Linked DNA regions of Homo sapiens: region 2 is linked to region 1. A link is a loop called in an ENCODE intact Hi-C map of the cell type or tissue named here. Cell type or tissue: A673. All regions are shown on one strand.

Region 1 (8,000 bases):
ATCAAATTAGGCTCCCTGCGGCAATTCTACACTTGCGAAATAAATCTTTTCTAACATAAATATACAAGATCACATTTCATAGACATTTCAAGACTTCACAGTGAGCCAGGCATGGTGGCTCACGCTTGTAATCCCAGCACTTTGAGGGCTGAAGCAGGTGAATCACTTGAGGCCAGGAGTTCAAGACCAGCCTGACCAACATGGGGAAGCCCCGTCTCTACTAAAAATATAAAAATTAGCGGGGCATGGTAGCACTTGCCTGTAATCCCAATTACTCCGGAGGCTGAGGTGGGAGAATCTCTTGAACCCAGGAGGTGGAGGTTGCAGTGAGCTGAGATTGCACCACTGCACTCCAGCCTATGTGACAGAGCGAGATTCTGTCTCAGAAAAAAAAAAAATTAAAAATTAAAAAATTAAAAAATCACATTTCCATTAAAAAGAAAATATCTCCTTGATTTCCACCCATTGTTCTACTCAAAATAATATTAAGTCTTGATTCTATCATCCTTGGTGTTCTCTACCCCCTCTCAGCAGAGGGTCCACCATAAGTTGATAAATGTGGTAAAAGTACCTTCTGCTTTTTCACCCAGCTTGTTGATAAAAACGATAAACAGAGCTAGACCAAAAGCAGAGCCCCTGCGGTAGGCCAGCTGAGACTTCCTTTTGGTTAACGTCAATACCATCAACTTTCTGTAGGCAAAGAAGTTTAACTTGCTACAGCAAATTTACCTCTGTCTACAATTCACAGGCACTGCATGAAGCAGGTGCTGGCTGGTCCTCACACTGAGTGCTTAGTTAGCTGTATCTCCAATCCTCAACCAACCATTGAAGAGCCTCCATATTTTCATTGCATCCTAGACATCCCACCTCATTTTTCATTAACGCTGCTGCCACCTGACACCATCCAACACCTGACATCCTGGGCTATGCAGCTTCCTCAGGCACAAAATGCCCTTCACCTCCTGACCCACATTGTACCCAACCTATAGGGCATGACTCAAGTCCTAACTCCACTGTAAAGTTTGTTGTTGTTGTTGTTGTTGTTTTTAGACGAAGTCTCCCTCTGTTGCCCAGGCTGGAGTGCAGTAGCGCGATCTTGGCTCACTGCAACCTCTGCCTCCCAGGTTCAAGCGATTCTCCTGCCTCAGCCTCGGAGTAGCTGGAATTAGAGGCACATGCCACCATGTCTGGCTAATTTTTGTAGTTTCAGTAGAGATGAGGCTTTACCGTGTTGACCAGGCTAGTCTCGAACTCCAGATCTCAAGTGATCCGCCCGCCTCGACCTCCCAAAGTAATGAGATTGCCGGTGTGAGCCACCAAGCCCTGCTCAGTATGAAGTCTTTTCAACCTATTTGGTTTGCCACACGTTGACTTCTTTTGCTGAACACAAAAAGCCTCTGGAACCAGCCCCTTTGTGTTGCTCCTTCTCCTTTATGGGGTGAAAGTTTTGTCTTTCTAATCAGTCAAGCACAGAGGTCTCAGGCGCTCCCATTCCTCTTCAGTTTTCCACATTTTTTTGCACAGAGCAGAGGCACAATCTTCCTCAAACATTCCACCCCACCCCCTCTATTCTTTGCCCCCATCTCGCCCTCGGAGTTGGACCTTACCTTTCTTCCCGCGCTCGAGGACTCAGGAACCTGCTAGAATCATCATCGTGGCTGCTCTGCTGACTGCTCTGTTGGCTGCTGAGGAAAGACATAGGATATCAACCGTTAACTTCAGCTTCTTTCTCAACCCTGGGGGAGGTCACTTAGACTTCAACTAGACAAAGACATGGGGTTACAAAATTTTAAAGATACAAGTTCCCCCAAGTAAGTCTAGCATAGAGAATGCACAGTTAGACCATATGAGAAATGACACAAGGCTGATAAAATCCCCAGCCATCACACCTGCAGACTGTCTGTTGCCAGCCAAAACAGAAGAGGCCCATCTCGCCCTGCTACCACACTCTTCCCTGGCTATATAAACCTCAAAGAGCAAATGCCTCCAGCATTCTCTCTACCCACTCCTCTTCCTCTCTCTGATGGGATTATAATCCCATTCTCCTCAGCCCACCGGAGACTCTCAAGCCACTGACATGGACTGGGTGGGGTGTTGTGGGGAGGGTGTGAGATGTGTGGGAGGAGGGAGATTCCGGTAAGACAGAAGACTAGATGGGGCCAGGGGTCACCTAGTCTGCTTCTCCAGTAAGGCAAAAGGCTGGATGGGGTCTGGGGTCACTTAGTCTGCTACTCTGCCTCCAGGGGAGGCTGAGGCGGATGAGAAATAGAAGAAGGAATAAAGGGTGGACTCTCCACACCTTAAGGCACTGTAAGTGAGATAATTACACAGCTTTAGTTCAGGCAGAGTTCTTTTGGGAGGTCATATCTTATAATAATACGGGAAAGAATGGCCTTTCCTCTTACTCCAGAGAAAGAAAAGCTTATCAGACACTTCATGACACTAACTGCTGGCATAGCTGATGAACAAATCATTTTTATTAATTATTATTAAATACTCCAGCCATCTGATCAGGAGTCCACAAACTAGAAACTCTAGGCTCAATCTAGAGCCACGTGTTTTTGCTCAGCCCCGTGAGCTAAGGGTGGTTTTTGTACTTTTTAGTGGTTGGAAGAAAAAAAATCCAAAAAAGAATATTTCATGACAGGTGAAAATGATGTGAAATTTAAATTTAGTGTCCACAAATGAAGTTTTACTGGAACACAGCTAAGCCTACATTTACATATTATCTTTGGCTATTTTCCTGCTACCATGTCAGAGCTGAGTGGTTAAGGCAGAGTTGAGTAACTAAGACAGAGTTGTGGGCACCATAGGCCCACAAAGCCCACAATGCTCACCATCTGGCCCTTTACAGAGAAAGTTGGCCAACCCCTGTTTTACATAGGTTCTATTAATAATAAATCCTTATTACCAGGAAGTTGGCCAACCCCTGCTTCACATAGGTTCTATTAATAATAAATCCCTATTACCATAAATGTCACTATAACCAAGGCTACCACATAACCAACATTTTCTCCTTGTTCTGGTGGATCGCCTGCTGCACTAAGATGCATTGGTCTCTATAGAGTATATTCCTTAGCCTAGATGCCCAGTAGAATGCACACTGGACAATCTTGCCGAGCAAGTGCTTGCTCCAGTGTCTGTACACTCTCAGCCAAAGCACATGAGTTCTGTGGTCACAGTTACCACATGCTCTTATGTTCCGTTCTTCCAGCAAGAAGTAAATGACCTGAAAGGCAATTAACATCCAATTTTCAAACACAGACACAAGAAACCATACACGTTACCACACACACCAGAAACCGGAACAGCGCCATACACAAAGCCTCCGGCTGCTCGGCAGAACTCACTGTGTACGGAATCCCTTTCTCCTTCCCTTCCATGCAGCACGTTTTTACAGCTCGTTCACTATGCAGTGGCTGCTCATCATTTTCACTTTGCCAGCTCGGATGGATTTGCCTATTACCAACTCCACATAACCAAATTTCACTATAATGTCGTTAACTCATGAGATGTCTTACTTGGAACTGGCCTGTTATATGAATCAAGCATCCCCTTATATACAACCTGGGACAAGTGTTACTCCACAGTAGGCAGCACACAGATGACTGTAACTCAAATTCCAAAGCCCACACAGCTCCAGAAGCAGGGTCTACACTGTGGGAGAACACACCATTTACAACAGTCAACAGGGCTCAACCAAGCCAACCACAATCAGCATTGCAGCCTCTTCAAAGCAGGGGTCAAACTTGACCCCGCTGAGCCAGGATGGGCTGGTTCTTCCTAGTCCCCCTATCCTCCCCCGGCAATCAAAATTTTAAACTAATAAAGGGGGCTCCCAGAACTCAAGGCCATCTACCAGGATTTCAGAAAAATAATTCTAAGCTGATATTTGCAAGTTTACCCACTAGATGGCACTGTAGACTTCCAAACCAGAACTACAAGGAAAACCAATAAGGAGCCTCAGGAACCGGAACCAGGAACTGCCTCCTTTCTGGCGCCCCTCTCTGGCCTGCCTTCCCATGGCTTAGAAAACAGTTCAGATGGCAGAGAAGGCAGCAATGGGTCATGTTCAAACTGTGTATTGGTTTCAAATAAATATCAAACTACATGCATCCAACAAGTATTCACATCACGCTATGTGTACACGAAGCATCATCAAGACAATGGTTAAGAGTCTACAGTATGGAACCAGGCGGGTTGGCTCATGCCTGTAATCCCAGCACTTTGGGAGGCTGAGACCGGAGGATCGCTCAAACCCAGGAGTTCCTGATCAGCCTGGGCAACCTGGTGAGACCCCATCTCTATAAAAAAAAAATTAGCCAGGCATGATGGTGTACACCTGGAGTCCCAGCTACTCGGAAGACTGTGGTGGGAGGAAGGAAGGACAAAGAAAGAAAAAGAGAAGAGGCTGGGTGTGGTGGTTCACGCCTGTAATCCCAGAACTTTGGGAGGCGAGGCGGGTGGATCACCTGAGATCAGGAGTTTGAGATGAGACTGGCCAACATGGTGAAACCTCATCTCTACTAAAAAAAATAAAAAATAACAAATAAAAAAAATTAGCCAGTCTTGGTGGCAAGCGCCTGTAATCCCAGCTACTTGGGAGACTGAGGTCAGGAGAATCACTTGAACCAGGGAGGCGGAGGTTGCAGTGAGCGAGATCGCGCCACTACACTCCAGCCTGGGCGACAGAGTGAGACTCCATCTGAAAAACAAAAAAAGAGAAGAAAAGGGAAGGAAAAGGGAAAGGGAAAAGGAAAGGGAAGGGAAGAGAAAGGGAAAGGAAAGGAAGGGAGAAGGAAGGGAAAGGAAGGGAGAAGGAGAAGGAAGGGAGAGAGAAGGGAAAGGGGAAGGGAGGGAAGGGAGGGGAGGGGAGAGAGAGGGAAAGGAAGGGAGACGGGAGGGAGGGGAAAGGGAGGCCACTAACAGATAAAACTGTCTTTTGGAAACCCTGAAAAAGAAACTCTAAACTAGGATTTGGAATGACTTTGCCTTGGCACCGATGACTGAAAGATGCCTTAACACTGCAAAGAAGGGAATTGTATAAGCAACTGTTTGCCATTCGCTCAAGACAGCTAGTCCAGTGACAATTCCATTTACCACTTACCGTTTCCATTTTCATTTCCATTTTCCATTTACCACTCTCAAGTACCCAGCACTGTGCTAGGGGAGGGGAGGGGAGGAGAGGGGAGGGAAGGGAGAATGAAAGGGAGGGGAGGGAGAGGGGAGGGGGAAGGGAAGGAAGGGGGAGAAGGGGAGAGGATGGGAGGGGGAGAGGAGGGGGAGGGGGGAGGGGAGGCAAGGGAGAGGGAAAGAAAGAGAAAAAGAAAGAAAGAAGGAGGAAAGAAAGAAAGAGAAAGAAATGTGAAGTATGAAAAAGAGCATCTGCCACATTTTAACTGCTATGTAAATGCCAGGTGCCATTATCCTATATGCAAGGCATCATTTTATGGGTTATAGGAAAAGAAAGACGTGAATCAAACAAGGATCCTGCTCTCAAAGTGCTTAGAATCAGGAAAGTAAGATTCAATATAAATAACTATATTTAAAAGCAGAAAAATGATAACTCTCAATACTATGTATTAAGTGCTATGGGAACACAGAATGCAGAAATGTCATGTCCTTCTGGGACCAGTAAGACAATTCTGTCTTAACAACAAGATTTTTGTGCTGCCACTTAAAACTGGATAGACTCAAGACATGCAGAAATGAGAAGAAAAGGCATTCTAGTTCAATTCCGTTTACCACTCTCATGTACCCAGCACTGTGCTAGGAGACAGTACTGTAAAGATGATCAGGACAAGGTCTCTCCAGCAAAGAGCTCCCAGTCTAAGACATACAAATATTCACCGTGGACTGTGATGCAACAACAGCAGAAAAATGAACAAGGTGTAGCTGGTGGACACCTCTGTTGGAAAGCTCCAGGGAACACATCAGAGAGGTGAACATCGAGCTGGAGGGACTCTAGATAAATCCATGGTGGCAACAGGCATAGGGTATATACAGGATCTTTCCTCCTCCAGTACCCTCGGCAGAGGCCTGGCCCTATTTCCTCCCATTATTTGAGCTTGTTTTTCAACAGTCTTAAAGAAGTTAAATGGGCCGGGTGCGGTGGCTCACGCCTGTAATCCCAGCACTTTAGGAAGCCGAGGCGGGTAGATCACCTGAAGTAAGGAGTTCGAGACCAGCCTGGCCAACATGGTGAAACCCTGTCTCTACTAAAAATACAAAAATTAGCCAGGTGTGATGGTGCACGCCTATAATCCCAGCTACTCGGGAAGTTGAGGCAGGAGAATCACTTGAACCTGGGAGGTGGAGGTTGCAGTGAGCCAAGATCGTGCCACTGCCCTCCAGCCTAGATAACAGAGACTCCGTCTCAAAAAAAAAAAAAAGAAGTTAAATGGATGAATTGCTGCCAACCACTCCTCCACTCAATCCCATGAAATAATATTGTTGAGCAGAATTTCCAGAGATTCAGACACTGCCTCACCCTCTCACACACACCCTTTCAATTCTTCTCTTATATGAGCCTTTTTCAATGATATAGGCCACCTGGACCCCAGGCAACTCACGCTGCTCCCTAAATAAACCTACCAGTCTTCGGAGACCATGAAAAGAGCAACCTCCAGGCCAAGGTGTTTATAAAGGAGTGCAGCATGCTACAAGGTCAAAAAGCACACCTCCCTCCACTCCAGATTAGTCAAGGCCTTAGTGGGAGAAGACATCCAGTCTGCGTCCACTCTGGGATTCAGGAGGTTGAAAAGAACTTGGAGAAAGTCCAGCAGAGGGCACTAACAGATGAAACTGTCTGTTGGAAACCCTGAAAAAGAAACTCTAAACTAGGATTTGGAATGTCCTTGCCTGGGCACCGGATGACTGAAAGATGGCTTAACACTGCAAGGAAGGGAATTTGTATAAGCAACTGCTTGCCATTCGCTCAAGACAGCTAGATATGGAACTAGGATGACTTTAATCCCTCCTGCTGTACATTCAAGCTTCAGATAAAATTCACTGTATAAATTAAATTTTGGAACACTAGACCATGTTCCTAAATAAGATGGGAAGCTCTTGGTAAAATTCTGGGATATTCCTGAGGGAAACCAGCTGAAGCAGAATCCTGGTTTTGTTTAAGACCAGCGTGCTAGTGCAGGAGCTTATCCTGGAAGGTCACATTAATACCAGCAGCACTGGAAGGACTGGGAAAAATCCACAGGAATCTGAGCCAAAGCACGCTCCACAAGGGAGAAATTCACTAGGCTTTGACCAGGAAGCTCTGCAATGCGGGCTGGGCAAATTCTCATGATTCCAGTGATCTCCCTTCCTCCCTCCCTGTACCCAGGACACGTGCAGAAAGTACAGACTAAACCCACGAACCACCAGGAAGCCGTCCTTCTGCCCTCTGAAAGGCACGGCTTTACTGCTAGAAAGACGGAATATGGCAACCTCTACTGAGTAGGTGCTTCCTAGGGAGAAACAGCTCTTTCTCTTCCAGGCAACCCTACAGGAGTCATAGCTTCCTATGCCCAGAAGGGGTTCTGAGAGATTCAGGTGGTCCCAAGCCGTCATGGGGGCATGTAGGCTGTAATGCAGTATTTCCAGAGCCTGATGGAAACTACATTTACCCACACCCAGGCTGCAGAGACTAATGTACTGCATCTCTTTACTTCTGGCTGCAACTGAGGCAATCTCTCCTGTTAGTATCAATTATCTCATGCTAATTAGAAGCTGCAAAAGGCTCTGAGTGGCAGTTATAGATGTCTTTGTGTCTTTGTTAATAAAAATGGGGAAATATATTATTTTAAGCAGTGATACAGTAGAAATAGCACCAAGGCAGACAAACCTGGGTTTGCCCCCTGCCTTTATTTGTTTTTTGTTTTTCTGGATTGAGGTCCTTGGGACATAGGCTTTGTTTCTTATTAGCCTTCTAACCTTGGCCAAGTCACTTATCCTCCCTTAGCCTATTTCCTGAAAAATGGAGACTTATTGCGATTACTCACAAC
Region 2 (8,000 bases), 440 kb after region 1:
TGAGGCAGGAGAATCTCTTGAACCTGGGAGGCGGAGGTTGCAGTGAGCTGAGATCGCACCACTGCACTCCAGCCTGGTGACAAAGCGAAACTCCATCTCGAAAAAAAGAATAAATAAATAAATAAATAAATAAATAAATAACCCTCAGCATATAAGAGGTGAGGACTGGCTGGGCGCAGTGGCTCACACCTGTAATCCCAGCACTTTGGGAGGCCAAGGCGGGTGAATCACCCAAGGTCAGGAGTTTGAGACCAGCTTGGCCAACATAGTGAAACCCCTTCTCTAATAAAAATACAAAAATTAGCCAGGCATGGTGGTAGGTGCCTGTAATCTTAGCTTTTTGGGAGGCTGAGGCAGGAGAATCGCTTGAACCCAGGATTCAAGTGGAGGTTGCAGTGCAGATCACGCCACTGCACTCCAGCCTGGGCAACAGAGAGAGACCTGGTCTCAAAAAAAAAAAAAAAAAAGGTTCATCATGCCTGTCATCACAGTCATCACAGCCTAGCTAGCACACAACTGAAACCTTGCTATTTAAATTATTTTATACATTTTCTTTTCCTTTATTTAGGACTCTTGTTCCCTTTGTGATCTTGGCTAACTACCAGCTTCCCCGAACCTCCAAAGCTTCAGCATTTTTCAGCTGTGTTAAAGAGAAACAAGGAAGGAGAAGCATCCTACCTGAGCTTGTTTTTTCTTTAATTAGTATTAATTTTGACAAGTTATAATCTTATGTAATTAAGGGATACACAGTGATGTTATGATCTACGTATACAGTGTGGAATGATTGAATCAAGATAATTAACATACCCATTACCTTAAATATTTATTTATCCCTCCTGTTTAACTGCTACTTGGTACCCTTTGATCAATATCTCCACATTCCTCTCACCTCCCAACCACCGTTCTACTCTCTGGTTTGAGTTTGATTGTTTTAGATCCCACAGATAAATGAAAATATGAGGATTTTGTCCTTCTGCGCTGATTTAACTTAGCTTATTTTTATTTATTTATTTATTCTGAGACAGAGTCTCAGTCTGTCACCCAGACTGGAGTGCAGTGGCCTGATCTCGGCTCACTGCAACCTCCGCCTTCTGGGTTCAAGCAATTCTCCTGCCTCAGCCTTCTGGGTAGCTGGGAGTACAGGCGCCCGCCACCACGCCCAGCTAATTTTTTGTATTTTAGTAGAGACAGTGTCGCTCAGGCTGGTCTCGAACTCCTGAGCTCAGGCAATCCGCCCACCTCAGCCTCCCAAAGTGCTAGGATTATAGGCGTGAGCCACCATGCCCGGCCTCACTTAGCTTATTGTCCTCCAGGTTCATTCATGTTGTCGCAAGTGACAGAATGTTCTTCTTTTTAATGACTGTTTAGTACTCCATTGCTTATATGTACCACAGTTTCTGTATTCATTCATCCCTTGATGAAGCCTTAGGTTGATTTCACATCTTGGCTATTGTGAATAATGCTGTAATGAACATGGAGTGCAGATGGCTCTTTGACATAGTGATTTTTTAAAAAAATTATGACTCCAAATGTCTTCTTTTTTTGTTTTGTTTTGTTTTGTTTTGTTTTGTTTTTTGAGACAGAGTTTCACTCTTGTTGCCCAGGCTGGAGTGCAATGGTGTGATCTTGGCTGACTGCAACCCCCGCCTCCCAGGTTCAATCGATTCTCCTGCCTCAGCCTCCCGAGTAGCTGGGATTACAGGTGCTCACCACCATGCCCAGCTAATTTTTTGTATTTTTAGTAGAGATGGGGTTGGCCCATGTTGGCCAGGCTGGTCTCAAACTCCTGACCTCAGGTGATCCACCCGCCTTGGCCTCCCAAAGTGCTGGGATTGGAGATGTGAGCCACCACGCCTGGCATTTTTTTTTTTTTTTTTTTGAGACAGAGTCTCACTCTGTCACCCAGGCTGGAGTGCAGTGGCATGAACTCACTGCAAACTCTACCTCCTGGGTTCAAGTGATTCTCCTGCCTCAGCCTTCCAAGTAGCTGGGATTACAGGTGCGCACCACCATGCCAGGCTAATTTTTGTATTTTTGGTAGAGACGGGGTTTCATCATGTTGGCCAGGCTGGTCTCGATCTCCTGACCTCAGGTGATCCACCCGGCTTGGCCTCCCAAAGTGCTGAGATTGCAGGCATGAGCCACCACACCCGGCTGTAAGCTTCATTTTTTTATTTAGCTTTCTGACTGTGCTTGTGCCTTCAACACTTTCGCAATGGTTTTCTGCCGCTCGATAAGGAAATCACTCTTGATCCTGTCATGAACACACCTAGAACACACACAACCACCGGAGGCCCTGCTGACATGTTTTTTGTTTGGGGGCAATCTCATAGGAACTTTAGGTCTCACAGCACAAACTTCAAAATGAAGTCTTCCTGGACACATGCCCACATGCGGATTTTGGTGCTTTCCCAACCTTCCTGGTATAAAGGTAAACAATTCTATTACCAGGTATTCGGGACAGCCTAGTTTTGTTAGAGACTGAATTGTAGGAAAGCCTACGGCAGTATGTCAAATGCTGGACCATTCCGAGTGCCTCTAGACCACGTCCCCGGAAGAGCAAACATACTGATTTCAAGTCCTTAGGGTATATACCCAGATGTGGGATTTCTGGATCATATGGCAATTTTATTTTTAGGTTTTTTTTGAGGAAACTTCATACAATTTTCCATAATGGCTGTACTAGTTTACATTCCCACCAAGAGTGGAGAGGGGTTCCCATTAAAAAATGGGCAAAGGAGCTTGAATAGACATTTCTCAAAAGAAAACAGGACAGGTGCAGTGGCTCACGCCTGTAATCCCAGCACTTTGGTAGGGCGAGGCAGGTGGATCACCTGAGGTCAGCAGTTTGAGACCAGCCTGGCCAACATAGTGAAACCCCGTCTCTACTAAAAATCCAAAAAATTAGCTGGACATGGTGGCGCACACCTGTAATCCCAGCTACTTGGGAGGCTGAGGCAGGAGAATCACTTGAACCCAGGAGGCAGAGGTTGCAGTGAGCCGGGATGGCGCCACTGCACTCCAGCCTGGGTGACAGAGCGAGACTCCATTTCAAACAAACAAATACAAACACCAACTAATAGATGAGAAAATATTCAACATCACTAATCATTAGGAGAATAAAAATTAAAACCACAATGAGTTCTTACCTCAAACATGTCAGAATGGCAGTATCAAAAAGATGAAAGATAATATACACGTTGACAAGGATGTGGAGAAATGGGCTAGGGTTTTGAAGATTGAGATCAGAAATAGCAGACTCCTTGGGATGCAGTGTGGAGGTAACAGGAGGTATCAGCTTGGGTGACCCTCAGGACCTCTGTCTGTGCTAAGTGACTCAGCCCCTCACTTTTCTGCCATAGCTGGTTGGTTCAGAAGTAGACTCTTAACCTAAAGTTGGCAATCTTGCAGCCAAGAGGCCAGGGCACCAGACTTAGGAGCAGTTATGTTAATGACAAATTCAGAGAGACTTTGCACAATTCCTGATGCTGAAAGCCCCGGAGGTGGTTATCTACTGCTGTGTGACAAACTACCCCAAAATGTGGTGGCTTGAAACCACAACTTATTGCTTGTGATTCTGTGAGTTGGTTGGGCAGTTCTTCCTCTGGCCTGTTGTGGGCAAACTCATGTAGATACATTCATGCGGTGTTGACTGTAAGCTGAGCTTAGCCGGGAGCCTGGCGTAGCTTTCTTTCCACGTGGTCTTGCATCCTACTGGAGTCTAGACCAGACTTTTTCACACGGCAAAGGCAGTGTTCCAGGAAGGAGAAGATATGGCCTTTCTGGGATGCTGTGGCCCATGTCTTCTCCAGCATATTCTATCATTGAAAACATTTCATAAGGCTGGTCCAGATTCAAGGGGTCTACTTTTTGATGGAAGGAGCTGCCAATCATTGTTACCAGTGACAATCATTGTTTATAGATGGACTGTGGCTGATTAAAAGCAGATAAAAATTATTTGTGGCCTTTCCTATTAAAAGGTGAAGTACGAACACTTGAATCTGGGATGTCCTGATGGTGTTCTTTGGCCAGCAAAGCGTGGTGAGAGCGACGCTGTACGGCTGCCAGGATGGGCCTTGCAGTTCCACTCCTACTCTCTTGGACCATTGTCCACGGTGTGATGGGGAAAAGCCCAGTTTAACCTCCTGGAGGATGAAAGACCACGTGGAGAGAATGGCCCCATCTTCACAGCTTTCCCAGCTGAGTCCTGCCCCAGTCTCTCCACCAGCTGGATGTTGTCACCTGAGTGAGTTTAGAAGAAACCAACGGAAGAACTTCTAGCCAGTCCCTCCACACAATTCTGAGAAACAGGACACTGCTGCTGTATTAATCAGCTGTGTTTTGTGATGCTGGAATAGCTGATTAAAACAGCTCGCAGGGCCCTCCCGCGGCGGGTGATGGTTTGGCACTTCCTTTGATTCTCTGGCTACGCTCCTAACAGGTTGTTTTTCCTAACGAGTCATTTTTTTCCCCTCAAGTCAACGAGTACCTATTTCTGTTGCTTGTAGCTAAGACCATCTAAGAGAGCCCCAAGCCAAAGGAAGAAACTCAGGGTGTTCTGGACCCCTTGGTCCGGCACCCTCCCCATGTGGAGAGTCTCTTTCCAAAAAACAAAAACAAAAACAAAAAGTTAAGTTTTACCACATCATCTCTTTTTATTTGCCAAGATCTTTACTTAACATTTTAAAATTTATCCTTTATGTCTTTTTTCTTACATTGAAAATCTTGGTTCCTGACATTGTTACTACTTACTGCATTAGTCTACAATATGTAAAATAGTTTTGTTTTTCTTTTTTTGAGACAGAGTCTTGCTCTGTCACCAGACTGGAGTGCAGTGGTGCGATCTTGGCTCACTGCAACCTCCGTCTCCTGGGTTCAAGTGATTCCCCTGCCTCAGGTTCCCAAGTAGCTGGGATTACAGGCTTGCACCACCACTCCTGGCTAATTTTTTGTATTTTAGTAGAGTTGGGGCTTCACCATGTTGACCAGGATGGTCTCGATCTCCTGAGCTCGTGATCCACCCACCTCGGCCTCCCAAAGTGCTGGGATTACAGGCAGAAGCCAGCTCGCCTGGCCATAAAATAGTTTTAAAGTAATAAAACAAATATTATGACTACAATTAAGCTACCAAATAAAGTCTAAATTTTTTTTTTTTTTTTTTGAGACAGAGTTTCGCTCTTTTTGCCCAGGCTGGAGTGCAGTGGTGCAATCTCAGCTCACCACAACCTCCACCTCCTGGGTTCAAGCGATTCCCCTGCCTCAGCCTCCTGAGTAGCTGGGATTACAGGTATGTATAACCATGCCCGGCTAATTTTGTATTTTTAGTAGAGACGGAGTTTCTCCATGTTGGTCAGGCTGGTCTCCAACTCCTAACCTCAGGTGATCTGCCTGCCTCGGCCTCCCAAAATGCTGAGATTACAGCCGTGAGCCATAGCACCTGGCCTAAAATTTTTTTTTTAAGAGTCAGGGTCTCATTCTGTTGGCCATGCTGGAGTGCAGTCGTGCAATCACAGCTTACTGCAGCCTCAAACTGTTGGGCTCAAATGATTCTCCCACCTCAGCCACCCTGACTGGCTAATTTATTACTATTATTATTATTATTATTATTATTATTATTTTGTAGAGACTGTGGTCTTGGCTGTTGCCCAGGCTAGTCTTGAACTCCTGGCCTCAGGCAAGTGATCCTCTTGCCTCATTATGAGAAAGGGCTGGGATTACAGGTACAAGTCACCACACCTCGCCTCATTTGTGTTTAGAATATATTCCTCTATTGCTGTGCGCGGTGGCTCACGCCTGTAATCCCAGCGCTTTGGGAGGCCGAGCCCAGCGCTTTGGGAGGCCGAGGCGGGCGGATCACAAGGTCAGGAGATCGAGACCATCCTGGCTAACACGGTGAAACCCTGTCTCTACTAAAAATACAAAAATTAGCCGGGTGCGGTGGCGGGCGCCTGTAGTCCCAGCTACACGGGAGGCTGAGACAGGAGAATGGCGTGAACCCGGGAGGCGGAGCTTGCAGTGAGCCGAGATGGCGCCACTGCACTCCAGCCTGGGCGACAGAGCGAGACTCTGTCTCAAAAAAAAAAAAAAAGCAAAAAGAATATATTCCTCTATTACTGTGATCTAAAGTCACTTGAAATAACTATTTTCCCTGGGGGTTTACATATCCAACTAATTCATAGTAAATTTTTTTTTCATTTTTAATGTTTAGGGATTACTTTTTAAATGTAATACAATTTTCGAACATAGAAAACATTTCTATGTTTCCAAAATCAAATTTATATAAAGTATGTTTAAAGAAATCTTGTGGCCAGTCACGGTGGCTCACACCTATAATCCCAGCACTTTGGGAGGCCAAAGTGGGCAGATCACTTGAGGTCAGGAGTTCGATACCAGCCTGGCCAACATGGTGAAACCCTGTCTCTACTAAAATACAAAATTTAGCTGGATGTGGTGGCACATGCCTGTAATCTCAGCTACTCGGGAGGTTGAGGCAGGAGAATCACGTGAGCCTGGGAGGCGGAGGTTGCAGTGAGCCAAGATTGCGTGGTACTCCAGCCTGGGTGACAGAGTGAGACTCTGTCTCAAAAAAAAAAAAAAAAAAGAAATCTTGCTTTTATGTTCCTGCTGATCCTCCTCAACTTTTATTAGTTTTTAAAAATTTTTCCAACGTTTCTTTTTGCAAATATAAGCAAACACATATGTATATTTACACTTGTTTTCTCTTTTTTACACAAAAGGTATGATTCTGTCTCTCTCTATATATATTCCACATCTTTTTTTCACTTAATATATCCCAGATACCACTCTCCATCAGCATACACAGCTCTATCTCATTACCTTTTACAGCTTCAGAGTATTCCATTGCATCCATGTAACCATATTTTATTCAACTAGTTGTTGATAGACATTTGAATTATTTCCATACATTTGCAATTATAAATAATGGCACAGAGATTTACCGAGCGTATAAGTCATTTTGAATTTTTGCTCCTGTATCTTGGGATAGATTCCTAGATTTCTGGCTCAATGGGTAAATGCATATATAATTTTTTCAGATATTTACAAATTCCACTCTAATAAGGTGATCCTGTTTTGAGTCTTCAACAATGAATGAGTGCCCGTTTCCCCGTCACTTCATCAATAGAATATACTCTCAAATCATGGGATTTTTGCCAGTGACAGATGAAAAGTAGCATCTCAGTATGGTTTTATTTTGCATTGCTCTTATTATGAGTGAAACAGTATATCTTCTCATGTGTTGGATGCCATTTTAATTTTTTTCTGCTGTAAACTGCCTATTCAAATCTTTGGATGTACCTTTAAGTATATTGACACACAACATTTAATCTCAAAACTAGCCAATGAGGGTTAGCATCATTATTCCCCTGTATAAAGATGAGGGAATGGCAGATTAGAAAGTTTAAGCAATTTACCCAAGGTTACACAACTAATATGTGACTGAAGTCAAGCTGCCCAACTGTTAGGCCCTGTGGATTCTCCATAGATCTATTTCCAGGAGTAAAACTTGGAGCTCCTGTGTTTTGCTTTTAATAAAGGGTCAGTGTGTGGATTCCCATCTCTGAGACAGGACTGCTTCAGGAGGTCTGTCATGATTGGGCCTGAGGGTGGTTAGCTGTACTTGTAATGAGGCGGATGGTAACTCATGTGTCACCTAGGAGCACCCAGCAGACTAGGGCATTTTTGAATCTCAATGCAGAGGACAATGGGGAGAGACCTGCAACCTATTTAATTCTGTTAGAGAATCAGTGAGGTGCTTGATGAAGCCATTAACTGGGGTTCGTGTCTCCATTCTACTTATACGACTCCAGGAGGGCAAATGCTGATGGAAATTTATTGATTTCTTTTTCTGCCTTTACCGAATGGGTCAAAAACATGGTATAACGCTGCTGGTTCCAATTAAAATCACCTGTTAGCTTACAAAGGTTGGCCCTCTTCACCCTCCCCTTCCTCCCCCCATTTAAAAAGGGTTTAAAAGATTT

The links. Hi-C counts contacts between places; a loop is a spot of excess contacts. Peaks named below come from ENCODE experiments on the same cell type or tissue, not always from the same donor. Only the 100,000 strongest peaks of a DNase experiment are listed, where the experiment ranks them.
Region 2: a loop joins it to region 1, with 4 times the contacts of the local background. A loop is called at or near these places in 2 of 110 quality-filtered maps.

What each region holds. Positions count from the first base shown.
Region 1 is chr11:123,474,501-123,482,500 of GRCh38, reverse strand. It overlaps GRAMD1B (GRAM domain containing 1B), which reads right to left. Exons shown (of 20, transcript NM_001387025.1): 2 at 1,608-1,685. Among named protein-coding and RNA genes, the nearest start is that of GRAMD1B, 48 kb to the right of the region's middle. RefSeq lists a silencer at 594-683 and enhancers at 1,921-2,040, 2,081-2,130, 3,786-4,080. In A673, CTCF peaks have their summits at 3,949 (motif pointing right) and 6,759 (motif pointing right); DNase peaks (open chromatin) are centred at 3,960 and 6,810; H3K27ac peaks cover 1,180 bases.
Region 2 is chr11:123,030,396-123,038,395 of GRCh38, reverse strand. It overlaps the pseudogene RPL34P23. Among named protein-coding and RNA genes, the nearest start is that of SNORD14E, 24 kb to the left of the region's middle. In A673, a CTCF peak has its summit at 4,395; a DNase peak (open chromatin) is centred at 4,385.